Linked DNA regions of Homo sapiens: region 2 is linked to region 1. Evidence: read pairs that join two places in POLR2A ChIA-PET (ENCODE). Cell type or tissue: Panc1. All regions are shown on one strand.

Region 1 (8,000 bases):
CACAATCGATTGCTCAAGCATTACACAAGAACCTTCATCAGAAAACCCGGGCCCCGGGACTGTCCGAACTCTCTAGAGACAGTGATGGCAGAAGTAAGACTTGAGAACAAGTGCAAAGCTAACCTCAGATTCTGTCCAATGTCTCTTGTCTACCTGCTATCTGATATCCCCCAAAGGAGGACAGCACTGCTGGGGTAATATCATTTGGCTGAACCTCTTTCATATACAAACCTGCAGGTCTTTTTGGTCCTTCTTGTTTTCCAGGTTGGGAGTTCTTGTTACAAAGTCATTCAGCATGCTGTTGGGAGACAATCAGCTTCAGATTAAAAATGCTGCAGAAATAAAATATGTGCCAAGAGAAAATATTACACAATGACAATGTGGTGACATGATACCTGAGAAGCAGAAAATACCCAGGTGGGGCTAGATTCAACTGTACAGACTCTTTCAATACTCCCAACAGTGAAGAAAAGTTCTCTTGCAAGGCTGGTACTGGGAGCCTGTTTTTTTAAAAGATAGGAAAAATACTCAACCACGAACAAGTCAAAATACATTTATTTATAAGCATATTTAAGATCCTGGCAGTTGGAAAGCAAAGGGTAAACAGCATACCTCACTGACCTTTTTCTTTTTAAAAACTTACAATGTACATGAGCTAAACTTTGGTATTCTGGCAAACACTTGGAGTTTGAGAACCTGAAATCCTACTGCTGGCAGGTGAGATACTCCTGGTTTCTTTGTCTCTAAAATAAAAGCCTTAAATTAGATGATCGACCTTGACCTCTCAGGCCTTTTTTTTTTTTTTTTTGGTGAGACGGAGATTTACTTTTGTTGCCCAGGCTGGAGTGCAATGGCGTGATCTCGGCTCACTGCATCCTTCGCCTCCCAGGTTCAAGCGATTCTCCTGCCTCAGCCTCCCGAATAGCTGGGATTACAGGCATGTGCCACCACGCTCGGCTAATTTTGTATTTTTAGTAGCGACGGGGTTTCACCGTGTTGCCCAGGCTGATCTCGAACTCCCGACCTCAGGTGATCCACCCGCCTCGGCCTCCCAAAGTGCTGGGATTACAGGCGTGAGCCACTGCGCCCGGCCTTTCTTCTATTTTATTTTATTTTATTTTATTTATTTATTTATTTATTTTATTATTGTTTTTTAAGATAGAGTCTTGCTCTGTCACCCAGGCTGGAGTGCAGTGGCACGATCTGAGCTCACTGCAACCTCTGCCCCCCGGGTTTAAGCGATTCTCGTTCTTCAGCCTCCCAAGCTGGGAGTATAGGCGCGGGCCAACACACTGGGCTAATTTTTTGTATTTTTAGTAGAGATTAGTAGGGTTTCACCATGTTGGCCAGGCTGGTCTTGAACTCCTGGCCTCAAGTAAATCCACTTGCCTCGGTCACCCAAAGTGCTGGGATTACAAGCGTGAGCCACCGTGCCCGGCTGATCTCTCAGGCCTTTCTAGTGCTAATATTCTGCTTCCCTGAAGTGGCTGGTAACACAGCATCACCTGTCAGAAGGCTGCAAAGCATTAGGTCCCAGGACACTCACCAGGAAACTGGCCTACCCCGCTCTGTAGCTCTCAGGATGAGGATTCTGAGATCACCGCTCCAAAGCGAGGAAGCACAGTCCAGGCAGTGAAAGCTCAGACTACAGTCAGAGTGTCCCAGGTCCAAGTCCTGGTTCTCCAACTTACTACCTATTGTGTGACCTAGGCGGTTTCTCCTCTGCAAAAGGAGGATGACCAAATCTAACCTGCAGCTCCTGGGAAAGCTCAGCTGTCCCTCAGGCCACTACACTCAACATTCGCCAGCAACGCAATATATATTCGCTGTCACAGGAGGGAAGTGACCGGCTCATCTTTAACTCCTGGAGGAAAGAACAACAATGATGCTCACAAGGGAAGTGGTCTGAATTTAACCCCACCCTGGTCATCTACCAGGAGGCCTCAATTTACCGTCCTGCAACTTCAGAATGTGGTGAGTGGGAATAACTATGTAATGTTAACTGTGTGAATCAAGGAGCCTGTGCCTGGTTGTTGGAGTTATTTACAGTGAGACTCCTGATGGCTATGTAGGCATAGTGAGGCTTCCCTGAGAAGTGGTCTATACCCTTCCCACCCCCATTTTTTTTCCTTTTTGAGATAGAGTCTCATTCTGTCCCCCAGCCTGGAGTGCAGTGGTGTGATCTCAGCTCACTGCAACCTCTGCCTCCTGGGTTCAAGTGATTCACCTGCCTCAGCTTCCCGAGTAGCTGGGACTACAGGCATGCTGCCACCAAGCCCTGGCTAATTTTTTGTAGTTTTAGTAGACATAGGGTTTTACCACGTTGGCCAGGCTGGTCTCAAACTCCTGGCCTCAAGTGACTCACCCACTCTAGCCTCCCAAAGTGCTGGGATTACAGGCGTTGAGCCACCGCACCCAGCCACCTCACCCTCATTTTCTGCAACACAGAGCTGCACCTGGGATGCAGCCATTGTAAGATCTGAATGAGGTCCAGTAAAGCTTCTTTTTCATCCATGGGGAAAAACCTGCGGAATCCCCTTTAATGCTCTCTTAGCTGAGACACCTAATACATATATTAACTTAGCAAATCAAAGCAGATACCTCTCCACATAAAACATGGGAAGGCACACTGAGAACGCCACCAGAAACAATCATTTTGCCTTTTTTTTTTTTTTTTTTTTGAGACAGAGCCTTGCTCTGTCACCCAGGCTGGAGAGCAGTGGTGAGGTCTTGGCTCGCTGCAACCTCCGCCTCCTGGGTTCATGCAATTCTCCTGCCTCAGCCTCCCGAGTAGCTGGGATTACAGGCGCACGCCACCATGCCGGACTAATTTTTGTATTTTTAGTAGAGATAGGGTTTCACCATGTTGACTAGGCTGGTCTCAAACTCCTGGCCTCAAGTGATCCGCCTGCCTCCACCTCCCAAAGTGCTGGGATTGCAGGTGTGAGCCACCGCGCCTGGCCCATTTCTCCTTTTTCTAAAAGAGGTCTTTAACACTTCCCTATATGTGGTTTTTTTCTTTTTCTGTATCAATTTAATGCAAATCCAAGCCTTTTAAAGTTTAACAGGCCTCACATAAAGCTTCGCTCATATAAAGTGTTCAAAGTACGCTGCACAGATTTTAAGATGTTAACTCTCTGGAGAAGGAAAAGCATAGATCAATACCTTGGGAAGAAATTATGACAACTTTAAGATATTTTCTGAACAATGGCTCTCTAGTAGTCTAGAAATAAAACCAGATATTTATTATGCATGCTCACTGCAATAGCATCTGTATTTAAGGAAGTTTTTGGAGGACGGGGGACTGTATTACCTTTGGAGAAAAGCATAGCAAAACTGCAACACAGGAATGTCCACTAGGGGCGATTTCTGAAAATGAAAGTAAAACCAATTACTCCGAGTTGGTGGGAAATAAGGCTAAAAGAATTCAGATACAAAATGAAACAGATCTATAGCCTAACAAAGCAAAGGTTTTTGACTAAAGAATCTTTCAGATATAACAACAGACATGATAGTGCCCATCATGTACAATTAAAACAAGTGTGTCCTATGAGTCCCCAAATCATTCACATCCCCTTAGACTTCTACAGTGATCTCCCACCCTGTGCACCTACTTTACATTCCAGGCGTCAACAGGCATTTCGGGAAAATTGGCACTGTAACCGAACTTCCCAAACAGAAAGCTAGGGCCAGTGTTGACTCCAGTGAATGCATATGATTACCAAGAGGCAAGAAAAAATTCTAATTCTTCTTTCTTTCTTTCTTTCTTTCTTTCTTTCCTTCCTTCCTTCCTCCCTCCCTTCCTCCCTTCCCTTCCCCTTCCCTTCCCCCTTCCCTTCCCTTTCCTTTTTCTTTCTTTGCATTCCTTCTTTCCTTTTTTTTTTTTCTTTTTACAAGAGTCTTGCTCTGTTGCCCAGGCTGGAGTACACTGGTGCAATCTCAGCTCACTGCAACCTCCGCTTCCCAGGTTCAAGCGATCCTCGTGCCTCAGCCTCCCAAGTAGAACCACCGCACCCGGCCAAAAAATTCTAGTTCTTAGTTTAGAAGATGACTCCAAGCCCAGCTCAGACAGCTTCCCCAAAAACCCTGTGGCTGGAACTACTTGGAAACAAGTTCTAAAACACATATTTTACCCCCTCCTTGCTTGTAAAAAGCTATTTGCAGCTATTAATTAACTAAACTAACCACAAAATGTAGTTTTGTTATTTGAACCGCCAAAAATCAGTCAGCTAGATAAAATCCGGTTCCTTTATAGCCCAGGAAAGACTAGAAATTGCAGGTATTTGTAGAAATTCAAGTAATGTGAAGGAATACAACCTAAACACACTCGCTCTGGCTGTCATAGCCTCTGCAGAGCTGTCTTCAGGACCTCGAAGAACCCCTTGGTTCTACGGCGACCAAGCCTGCAGCAGCACAGACCGCCCTGTGGAGCACCATTCCCACTCCTAACATTTATGGACAAGAATGAAAGGAGGCCAGGCACGGTGGCTCACACCTATAATCCCGGAAGTTTGGGAAGCCAAGGCGGGTGGATCACTTGAGGTCAGGCATTCAAGACCAGCGTGGCCAACATGGCAAAACCCCATCTCTACTAAAAATACAAAAAAATTAACTGGGCATGGTGGCGCAAGCCTGTAATCCCAGCTACTCAGGAGGCAGAGGCAGGACAATTGCTTGAACCCAGGAGGCAGAGGTTGCAGTGAACCAAGATCACGCCACTGCACTCTAGGCTAGGCAACAGAGCGAGACTCCATCTCAAAAAAAAAGAAAAAAAAAAAAAAGCCCGGGCGCAGTGGCTCACGCCTGTAATCCCAGCACTTTGGGAAGCCGAGGCGGGTGGATCACGTGGTCAGGAGATCGAGACCATCCTAGCTAACACGGTGAAACCCTGTCTCTACTAAAAATACAAAAAATTAGCCGGGCGTGGTGGCGGGCGACTGTAGTCCCAGCTACTAGGGAGGCTGAGGCAGGAGAATGGCATGAACCTGGGAGGTGGAGCTTGCAGTGAGCCGAGATTGCGCCAGCCTGGGCGACAGAGCAAGACTTCGTCTCAAAAAAAAAAAAAAAAAAAAACAGTGAAAGGCAACAGGATGACCATACGTTCTTGGAAGATTGGGAGACCTGGGCCAGATCCCCAAGAAATACTGTGGAAGTCATCCGGGTCCTTTTACATTCGAAGCCTTAAGCACTGACTGAGCTCGCTCCATAACCTGGCCTCGCAGTGCTGTTATTTTTTAGGATGGCTTCTCTTCTCTTCTCTCTTCTTTGCCAACCTAGAATATAGGAGGACTGAGGGCAGGAATTGCTTTTTCCACTATTTAGCCTCCACGACACCACTCAGTGCACATAGAGCATTGTCGATTAACACTGGAACGAAGGAAGAGACCAGGAGCTGGAGGATAACTGACTGGGTGACGCCCAACGGCCAGGCCCTCGGGGCCTGGACATTTCTATAGGGGGCTGCCCCGTGTCATATGTGAGGCTGAAAAAAATGGCTGAAAAAAAAGTCTTCCGATTCATCTGCAGTTCATTAGTGTGATGATTGGGTGTTCACGCACATGCGTGATATGTGCCACCCTCAAACTTTGTTACAATGGTCGGCACATTGTCTGATGTGAAAAAAAAAAAAAGTCTTTCTTTTGTTTTCAGACAGGGTCTTGCTCTGTACTGGAGTGCAGTGGCGTGATCTTGACTCAATGCAGCTTCAACTTCCCTGGCTCAAGTGATTCTCCCACCTCAGCCTCCCAAGTAGCTGAGGCTACAGGTGCATACCATGCCTGGCTAATTTTTTTTTTCTTTTTAGAGTCAAGGTTTTACTTTGTTGCCCAGGCTGGTCTTAAACTTCTGGGCTCAAGCAATCCCCCTGCTTCGGCTTCCCAAAGTGCTGGGATTACAGGAGTGAGCCACCCTTTAACACTCTAAAATCATAATATCTATCTACCTACCTACATCTATCTATCTATCTACCTACATCTACCTACCTACCTACATCTATCTACCTACCTACATCTAACTACATCTATCTCTCTACCTATCTACCTACCTACCTACATCTACCTACCTACCTACATCTACCTACCTACCTACATCTACCTACATCTATCTCCCTATCTACCTACGTACCTACATCTATCTACCTACCTACATCTACCTACCTACCTAACTACATCTACCTACATCTATCTCTCTACCTACCTACCTATCTACATCTACCTACCTACCTACATCTATCTACATACCTACCCTACATCTACCTACCTACCTACCTACATCTCTCTACCTACCTACCTACATCTACCTACCTACCTACATCTATCTACCTACCTACCTACCTACATCCATCTCTCTACCTACCTACCTACATCTACCTACCTACCTACATCTATCTATTTACCTAACTACTTCTATCTATCTATCTATCTATCTATCTATCTATCTATCTATCTATCATCTATCTACGTATCAACCTATGTTTTTACGTGTTTGTCTGCAGTTCTTGGTTCATAACTCCTGCCCTCCTTTGACCTGCCCCAAGGCAGGACTCTAATCTGACTACGGTTCATAAGACCCTCATTCTGGAGAGGGTCCTGTCCCACACCCTGGAGGAAGCAGTGCTGTGCAGACAGGCCAAGAAGAATCTGAACAGGCAGGCCCTGCTAGGTTTCCCCAGTCACTGTATTAAGTATTAGATCACACTCTTTTTGTCCAATCACACTTCGACACGGTTGTCCATGCTTTAGTCATACCCATCCAATGAAGTTTCCATAAAAGGCCCAAGAGGACTGGGTTTGGTGAGCTTCCAGAGAGCAGAGCACATGAAGGTTCTGTGCCCACGGAGGGCACAGGAGCTCTGCACCTCTTCCCCCATACCTTGCCCTACGCATCCCTTCATTTGTATCCTCAGTAGTAGCCTTTATAATAAACCAGTAAACGTGTTTCTGGAGTTCTGGGAGCTGCTCTGACAAATTAACTGAACCCAAAGAGGGGGTTCGTGGGAATCCCAACTTGAAGCTAGTCAGTCAGAAGTTCCAGAGGCCCAGACTTGTGACTGGTGTCTGAAGTGAAGGGTGCTCTTGGGGACTGAGCCCTCACCCTGTGGGATCTGACACTATCTCCAAGCAGATAGAGTAGGAATTGAATTGGAGGACACCCAACTGGTGTCCACTGCGGAATCAATTGCTTGCTTGCTGGTGGGGAGAACTCCCCGCATATTTGGGGTAAGAGAAGTCTTCTGTGTTGATTGTTATGTTGTTGAGTGAGGACACAGTTGTTTTTTTTTTTCCAGATATAGAACTGTGTTAGTCCTCTTGTGACTGGCTTATTTCATTCAACTTAATGTCTTCAAGGTTCATCCATGTTGAGGATCTGACATCCATGTTGTGTAGCACGTGTCAGAATTTCATTCCTCTCGAGGCTGAGTACTAACGCGCTGCACGCACAGATCTCACTTTGTTATCCGCACACCCACTGAGACACACAGGGATTGCGTCCACCTTTTGGCTGCTGTGAATAATGCTGCTATGAACATCGGTACACAAACACCTGTTCAAGTATAGCTATATTTTTTAATAATCACTTTTTCCATTGCACGAATTTTCTTTTTTTTGGACAGGGTCTCACTCTGTCACCCAGGCTGGAGTGCAGTGGCTCAATCATAGCTCACTGCAACCTCGAACTCCTGTGCTCAACTGATCCTCCTGTCTCAGCCTCCCAAGTGGCTGGGACTACAGGTGTGCACTACCACACCCAGCTAATTTTTAAATTTACTGTAGAGATGATGTCTCCCTACATTGCCCAGGCTGGTCTCGAACTCCTGGACTAAAGTGCTAGGACTACAGGCATGAGCCACCATGCCCGGCCCCCCTAATTTTCATTTAGATTATTCTTAAATTTTTGCTAACTGTATGATTTTAAACTGTTCGACAGAAGGCAATTATTTCAAGATTGAAATAAATCCCTGGTTTTTATTAAATTAGTTAATTAAGAGCAAAACAGCTCTG
Region 2 (8,000 bases), 85 kb before region 1:
GTTAATTTCTAAATACACTAGAGCCTTCCTCAAAAACCCTTTGATTGTTGACAAGTATCCATTTAGACAAGTATTAACATCCCCAATGTTATACAAGAGAAAAAGGACTACCTGCCAGGGGCGATGGCTCACGCCTGTAATCCCAACACTTTGGGAAGCCGAGGTGGGCAGATCACCTGAGGTCAGGAGTTCAAGAACAGCCTGGCCAACATGGTGAAATCCCATCTCTACTAAAAATACAAAAAATTAGCCGGGTGTGGTGGCATGCACCTGTAATCCCAGCTACTCAGGAGGCTGAGGCAGGAGAATTGCTTCAACCTGGCAGGCGGAGGTTGCAGTGAGCTGAGATCGTGCCATTGCACTCCAGCCTGGGCAACAAGAGTAAAACTCCATCTTTCAAAAAGACAAAAAAAGAAAAGAAAAGAGGACTACCTCTACTAGGATACAATTTCTTAGAGAACAGAAACCACAAATAATTCATCCTGATCTTGTAGTGACTAGCAAAGGCTCTGAAAGGCAATATTCCATACGTTTGTGAGATAAAAGTTAAAGTCATTTACCCAAAGTTAGGTATCCAGTTGCTAACAATGAAGTAAAAATCTAGGTTGGTTAAATTAGTTATTTTTTAAATCTGCTAGCTAAAATGTTGAACTCAAAGTATATGAGTCATCTTCTGATTATCTACGTGTGACTAACAAGTATATTTTGTTCATGATTGTAGCTATACTTCTTAGTCTATGAAGAAAAAAGTAAAATGTGTAACTCATAAAATGAAAATTTTTATAAACCCAACTATAGACCAAACCATACAACTAATCCTAATTCTGCTCTATTAAAAACCATCAGGTTCACCATTTCAGACTATTTTTAAACTACAGTAATAACAATATCCTTCAATTTGTGGTTCTTATCCATCTTCCTTCCAGCCTTATCCTGTCTCTCTCATTCCTCTGTTCTCCACTTAAAATATGGTCCAGCCACATCAAATTACTCCCTTTATGATGTCATACTCTCAGAAGCCTCTTTCTCTGCCTTTGCACATGTTGTCTCTGCCTGGAAAGCCCTTCCAGACTTTGCAGCACAGTGAAATCAACTGAGACTCATTTCAATCAACACTTTCTCTAAGAAGCCTTTTCTGATGCTTCCAAGGATGTTCCACAGTCCCCTCACAAAACTGAGCTTTGAGGGCATGCTCTGTATTTTACCAACTTTTTATGCTGAGCACCCAGCACAGCAAATCACAATGGGTATCTGATACTTATTTAATGTTTACCGAATCCACAGAATGCAAATACTAGGCCCAGTCCATCATCTGGTAAAGATAAACATTGTAATTTAGCTGTAACAGCCTATCTTTACAAGGTCGAGCTTAACTAGGAAATATGTACAGTACAAATTTAACTCGGTTGGGAAAATGGGCTATATATCTTGGTTAAGTCAGATTCATAGGTGATAAAAAGAAAAAAATTTACATTCTGTGGTAGACATAAAGTTCATTTACTTCTGCAAATATGCTATATTTGGGCTCATGCCATGTAAAGTAGGTGAAGCAGAGTCAGAACCCCTGTTAAGTGGTATTCAAGGTGAATCTGCATTGGTATACTGTGTAGATCTCACATCATTCTACAAAAAACTCAGAATAAAGTTAAGACAAAGAATTATCACCAAAATCTTAAAAATATGCAATGGATCCATATCCAAATGCAGTCAAATGATGTGTTTGTGTCTGAGATCCACGCTGTTATGTCTTAAGCAACTTGCTTCATCTATTTGTTATTTGCCCCAATTTCTTTGTTTTTTTTTTTTTTTTTTTAAGAGACAGGGTCTCACTCTGTTGCCCAGGCTGGAGTACAGGGGCAAAAATCATAGCTCAGTGTAGCCTCAAACTCCAGGGCTCAAGCACTCTCCCACCTCAGCCTCCCAAATAACTAAGACTACAAGGACGTACAACCACACCTGGCTAATTTGTTTTTATTGTTTTGTAGAGACGATTTTTGTTTGTTTGTTTGTTTGAGATAGGACCTCACCCTGTTGCCTAGACTGAAAAGCAGAGGCACAATTTTGGCTCACTACAGCCTCAACTTCTTGGGCTCAAGCAATCCTCCCACCTCAGCCTCCTGGTAGCTGGGACCACAGGCATGCACCACCAGGCCCAGCTAATTTTTGTATTTTTTTGTACAGACAGGGTTTTGCCCCATTGCCCAGGCTGGTCTTGAACTCCTGGGCTCAAGCAATCCCCCGGCCCAGACCTCTCAAATATGCTGGGATTACAGGTGTAAGGCACCGTACTCAGCTGAGGTAGAGACTTGGTATGTTGCCCAAGCTGGTCTTGAAGCACTGGCCTCAAGCAATCCTCCTACCTCAGCCACACGAAGCACTAGGATTACAGGAATGAGCCACTGTGTCTGGTCCCCAACTTCCTTATGCATAAAATAGGGATAAAAGAAATATTCTGTCCCCACCTCAGGGCTGTTCAGGATCAAATACAAAATTAATATACTAGGCCGAGCGCATTGCCTCAGGCCTGTAATCTGAGCACGCTGAGAAGCCGACGTGGGTGGATCACTTGAGTTCAGGAGTTTGAGGCCAGCCTGGTCAACATGGTAAAGCCGTCTCTACTAAAAATACAAAATTTGGCCTGGCATAGCGGCACACGCCAGTAGTCCCAGCTACTTGGGAGGCTAAGGCCCGAGAATCGCTTGAACCAGGGAGGTGGAGGTTGCAGTGAGCTGAGATCACACCACTGCACTCCAGCCTGGGTGACAGAGTGAGACTCCATCTCAAAAAATAAACAAACAAATAAATAAATAAAAGAAATTAAGGTGCTGGCATGCACCTGTAGTCACAGCTACTCAGGAGGCTAAGGTGCGAGGATCACTTGAACCTGGGAGTCAGAGGCTGCAGTGAGCCAAAATTGCGCCACTGCACTCCAGCCAGGTAGAGTCTCTCAAAAAATAAAAATAAAGCCGGGCGCGGTGGCTCACACCTGTAATCCCAGCACTTTGGGAGACCGAGGCGGGTGGATCACCTGAGGTCAGGAGTTTGGGACAAGCCTGGACAACACGGTGAAACCTCGTCTCTACTAAAAATACAAAACAACTGGCCGAGTGCGGTGGCACACGCTTGTAATCCCAGAACTTTGGGAGGCTGAGGCAGGCAGATCACCAGGTCAGGAGATCAAGACCATGCTGGCTGACACACTGAAACCTCACCTCTACTAAAAATACAAAAATTAGCCAGGCGTGGCGGCACGTGCCTGTAGTCCCAGCTACTTGGAAGGCTGAGGCAGGAGAATTGCTTGAACCCAGAAGGCAGAGGCTGCAGTGAGCCGAGATATCGCCACTGCACTCCAGCCTGGGCGACAGAGCAAGGCTCTGTCTCAAAAAAAAAACAAAAAACAAAAAAAACCAGGCGTGGTGGCATGCACCTGTAGTCCCAGCTACTTGGGAGGCTGAGGCAGCAGAATCACTTGAACCCAGAAGGTGAATATGGCAGTGAGTTTAGCCAAGATTGTGCCACTGCACTGAAGCCTGGGCAAGACTCAGACTCCGTCTCAAAAAAAAGGAAGGGAAAGGAAAGGAGAGGGCAGGGCAGGGGAGGGGAAGGGAGGGGAGGGGAGGGGAGTTAATAAAAGTTCAAATACCACAGTGTTATTTTTTACAAATTTACATTAAAAAGCTATAGGCAAAAGGTACAATAAAATTATTTAACATTTGACTCAAGAGCATATATTATCCTAACTTTTGTGGAAAATAGACATTTTCTTTTCAAATAAAAAATAAAGCTTACCCTTAACTGACATCCAACTTTTTCATAAGCTTTGATGAGTCTATTTCTGTGATACATCATTATCCCATAATGATCTTTATTTCTGCAGTTGAATCCAAAGGTAATTCTCACTGTTTTAGACTTAAAATATTAAGGTAAATTTTGAACACAACACCTCACTCAGTTCAAATCATCCTTTCTATTTCATTATTTGGTAAGTCCAAAAGCACACAAAGGAGGGCAAAGCTAGAGCAGACTAGAATCCCTATCAGCATATAAGGGGAAAGGGGCAAAAGAGAATACACCTGACTAACATATCTCTATAAGGAATCAGAAAAAGGATACTAAAAATTTTGGTCGATAAACATCACGTTCGATGTAGGCAAGACTCTTCGAAACCAGCTGTGTCTTCACTTTCTGTCCACGTAGGATGATCTGCATTCTTGGCTTTAGATATAATATACTGCAATAAGCCTGGAAAATAACATAACAAGAAGTTAGTATCTACAGGTTTGCTCACCATTACTTAGACATGGATTTACACAGAAGCTCTCCTATTAACTTGATAAAAGATCAATTAACTCTTCAATAAAATAGGCTATAAAGCTGTATGTTATTCTGATTTGGTTATTTTTCATTAAAAATAAGCTCAATATACCGCAGCCAGTAAAAATGACTTGCAGAATACAATCAACTGATCTATATAGATGCTGATATATTTATTACTAAGTGAAAAAGATTACAAAACAGCACGTATGGTATGATCACATTTTAATTTTAAAAAATGTATATATGTACAAAAAGGTACATTTTCTGATTTTTCTGTCAAGTATGGAGGCGGAGGCTGCAGTGAGCCGAGATCACACCACTGCACTCCAGTGTGGGGGACAGAGGGAGACCCCCCCACCTCAAAAAAAAAAGATTCAACACAAAACTAAAACTTAAAAGCTTCTCCTACTTTTCCTGACTCTTGATTTCAAAAGAAGTGGTGCTTTGCGTCATTTAAAAAACACTGTATTTTGTAGTGTACTAAAACCATACCATCTTCTCTGGCTGCCTCTGAACCTGTTTCATACTTGAATAAGACTTTTTCAACACTAGGAACACATTAGGATACATCAAGGAACAGTAAATATCTGCTATTTACTATTTTAGTAAATAGTAATACTACTATTTACTATTACTATTACTAATAATGTAATTGCTAAGACCTTAGCAAAAATTACATGAAAAATCTGTAAATGACAAATACATCCACAGCTTGGGATTAAAGAATAATATCAACACAAGAAATAAAGCAAAAAGTGGCTAGGCAAGGTGGCTCATTCCTGTAATCCCAGCACTTTGGGAGGCCGAGGCGGGCGGATCACGAGGTCAGGAGTTCAAGAGAAGCCTGGCTAACATAGTGAAACCCTGTCTCTACTAAAAATACAAAAATTAGCCAGGCAGGGTAGTGCATGCTTGTAGTCCTGGCTACTCAGGAGGCTGTGCCAGAAGAATCGCTTGAACCCAGGAGCCGGAGGTTGTGGTGAGCCGAGATCACGCCACTGCACTCCAGCCTAGGCAACAGAGTGAGACTCTGTCTCAAAAAAAAAAAAAAAAAGAAAGCAAAAAGTTAGTATCACATGTCTTATCAAAACAACTAAAAAACTTGATATTGGCCGGGCACGGTGGTTCACACCTGTAATCCCAACACTTTGTGAGGCCGAGGCAGGCAGATCACTGAGGTCGGGAGTTCGAGACCAGTCTGGCCAACATGGTGAAACCTTGTCTCTACTAAAAATGCAAAATTAGCCGGGCATGGTGGCGCATGCCTGTAATCCCAGCTAGTTGGGAGGCTGTGGCAGAAGAATCCCTTGAACCCAGGAGGTGGAGGCTGTGGTGAGCCAAGATCATGCCATTGCACTCCAGCCTGGGCAACAAGAACAAAACTCCGTCTCAAACAAACAAACAAAAAAACCTTGATATTAATTTATCGACATTATTATATCAAGATATTAATTTCTCCAATCTTTTTTTTATTTTTATTTTTTGAGACAGAGTTTCACTCTTGTTGCCCAGGCTGGAGTGTAATGGTGCGGTCTTGGCTCACCACAACCTCTGCCTGCCGGGTTCAAGGGATTCTCCTGCCTCAGCCTCCCAAGCCGCTGGGATCACAGGCTCCCGCAACCGTGCCCAGCTAATTTTTCTATTTTTAGTAGAGACAGGATTTCACCATGTTGGCCAGGCTGGTCTCCAACTCCTGACCTCAGGTGATCCACCCGTCTCTGCCTCACAAAGTGCTGGGATTACATGTGTGAGCCACTGTGCCTAGCCCATTTCTTTTAATCTTAAACAGATACTCATTTTGACCAGGTGCAGAGGCTCACACCTGTAATCCCAGCACTTTGGGAGGCTGAGGCAGGTGGATCACTTGAGACCAAGAGTTTGAGATCAGCCTGGACAACTTGGTGAAACATCGTCTCTACCAAAAATACAAAAAAATAGCCGGGTGTGGTGGCACACGCCTGCAGTCCCAGCTACTCAGGAGGCTGAGGTGGAAGGATTGCTTGGGGCCAGGAGGCAGAGGCTGCAGTGAGCTGAGATCTCACCGCTGCACTCCAGCCTGGGTGAGAGAGTGACACCCAAAGACCTAATCTCCAAAAAGAAAAACAAAAAAACAAAAACCTCATTTCTAAAGGGAAAATCCTAGAGGCATTTATCACAAAATTATATTAATGTACCTTATCTAACTATAGTCTATAATTTATTGCTTTAGGAGGACAATTAAGGTATGTATTCTAGAATACGTTAAATTTTTTGTGTGTGTGTGATGGCGTCTCACTCTGTCACCTAGGCTGGAGTGCAGTGGTACAATCTCCGCTCACTGCAACCTCCGTGAACCGCACTGCCCCACCTGCAGGTTCAAGCGACTCTCCTGCCTCAGCCTCCCGAGTAGCTGGGATTACAGGTGCCTGCCACCGTGCCCAACTAATTTTTGCATTTTTAGTAGAGACGGAGTTCAAGACCATCTTGGCCAGGCTGGTCTTGAACTCCTGACCTTGTGATCCACCCACCTTGGCCTCCCAAAGTGCTGGGATTACAGGTGTGAACCACCGTGCACGGGCAAATACGTTAAAATTTAATAAGACTTTGAATTTGTTGTTTTTTGAATTAGTCTGGCCACCATATACTGACTAATATATTGATTCTAATAAGATAATAATGTCAGCATATAGTAAAAACTACAAGCATTGTTAGGCCTGACGACTTCATAATTTAAAAAGGGTTTCCAAACAAATAAATCAACCAGTGTGCTAATGAAAAGTTTAACTAAATTTGTGTGTGTGTGTGATACAGCCTCACTCTGTTGCCCAGGCTGAGTGGGCCAGGGAAAATCATGTCTGAGATACTTTCATTTAGAGAGCACTGGCAGCCTTTCTATCACAAGCAGGTAACATGACCTCTCCTAATACTACCAGCATTCAATGATTTTCTCACTTCCACAAAGAGAGCTGAATACATACCCTCAGGGAATAGTCACTCTCAGGGGCAATCTGGTCCATCCTTTCCTGCTTCTTGTACCCCTTCTTCCCTGTTATCTCATCTAAATCCTCGGGAATTCTGATATCATATTTATCCTTTTCAAAATCGAACTCTGTTGCATTTTTGTAGCTGTAAAAATAATTTTTAGAAAGAACCAAAATTTAACTTCACAGCAAGATAAGCCAGCAAACACTGTAAGTCATTAAAAAGGTAAGCAAATAAATAAACCTACACATGGTGCACGTCAGTGGGGGGTTGGGGGTGCAAAGGCAAGAGAAAAAGAAAGAAAACGGATCCTGGATGATGTGGAGAAACTGTAACACTCATACACTGCTGGTAGGAAAACACTCAGGAAAACAGTCTGGCATTTCTTAGAAAATAAAATGCAAGTACTATATGATACAGCAATTACACTTCTAGATATTTATTTCAGAAAAATGAAGACTATATTCCCACAAAACTGTGTACACAAATGTTTACAGCTTTATTTGTAATATCCCAAAACTACAAACCTAGATGTCTTGAATAGGTAAACACACTGGGTTCCATACATACAATGAAACACTACTCAGCAAGAAAAAAGTGCAAACTGGCTGGGTGCAGTGGCTCACGCCTGTAATCCTACCACTTTGGGAGGCTGAGGCATGTGGATCACCTGAGGTCAGAAGTTCAAGACCAGCCTGGTCAATATGGCAAAACCCTGTCTC

What was found. Peaks named below come from ENCODE experiments on the same cell type or tissue, not always from the same donor. Only the 100,000 strongest peaks of a DNase experiment are listed, where the experiment ranks them.
Region 2: POLR2A ChIA-PET joins it to region 1 with 6 read pairs; 8 of 35 experiments call an interaction of 5 or more read pairs at or near these places.

Annotation. Positions count from the first base shown.
Region 1 is chr21:36,256,046-36,264,045 of GRCh38, reverse strand. It overlaps DOP1B (DOP1 leucine zipper like protein B), which reads right to left. Exons shown (of 37, transcript NM_001320714.2): 24 at 3,314-3,369; 25 at 396-500; 26 at 232-298. LOC124905072 (small nucleolar RNA U13) reads left to right here and starts at 5,515; the gene lies at 5,515-5,620. In Panc1, a CTCF peak has its summit at 3,372; a DNase peak (open chromatin) is centred at 3,375; H3K4me3 peaks cover 545 bases; H3K27ac peaks cover 728 bases.
Region 2 is chr21:36,340,821-36,348,820 of GRCh38, reverse strand. MORC3 (MORC family CW-type zinc finger 3) reads right to left here. Exons shown (of 17, transcript NM_015358.3): 6 at 7,275-7,422; 7 at 4,114-4,242; 8 at 3,790-3,909. Among named protein-coding and RNA genes, the nearest start is that of MORC3, 25 kb to the right of the region's middle. In Panc1, no CTCF peak of the experiment used is centred here; no DNase peak of the experiment used is centred here.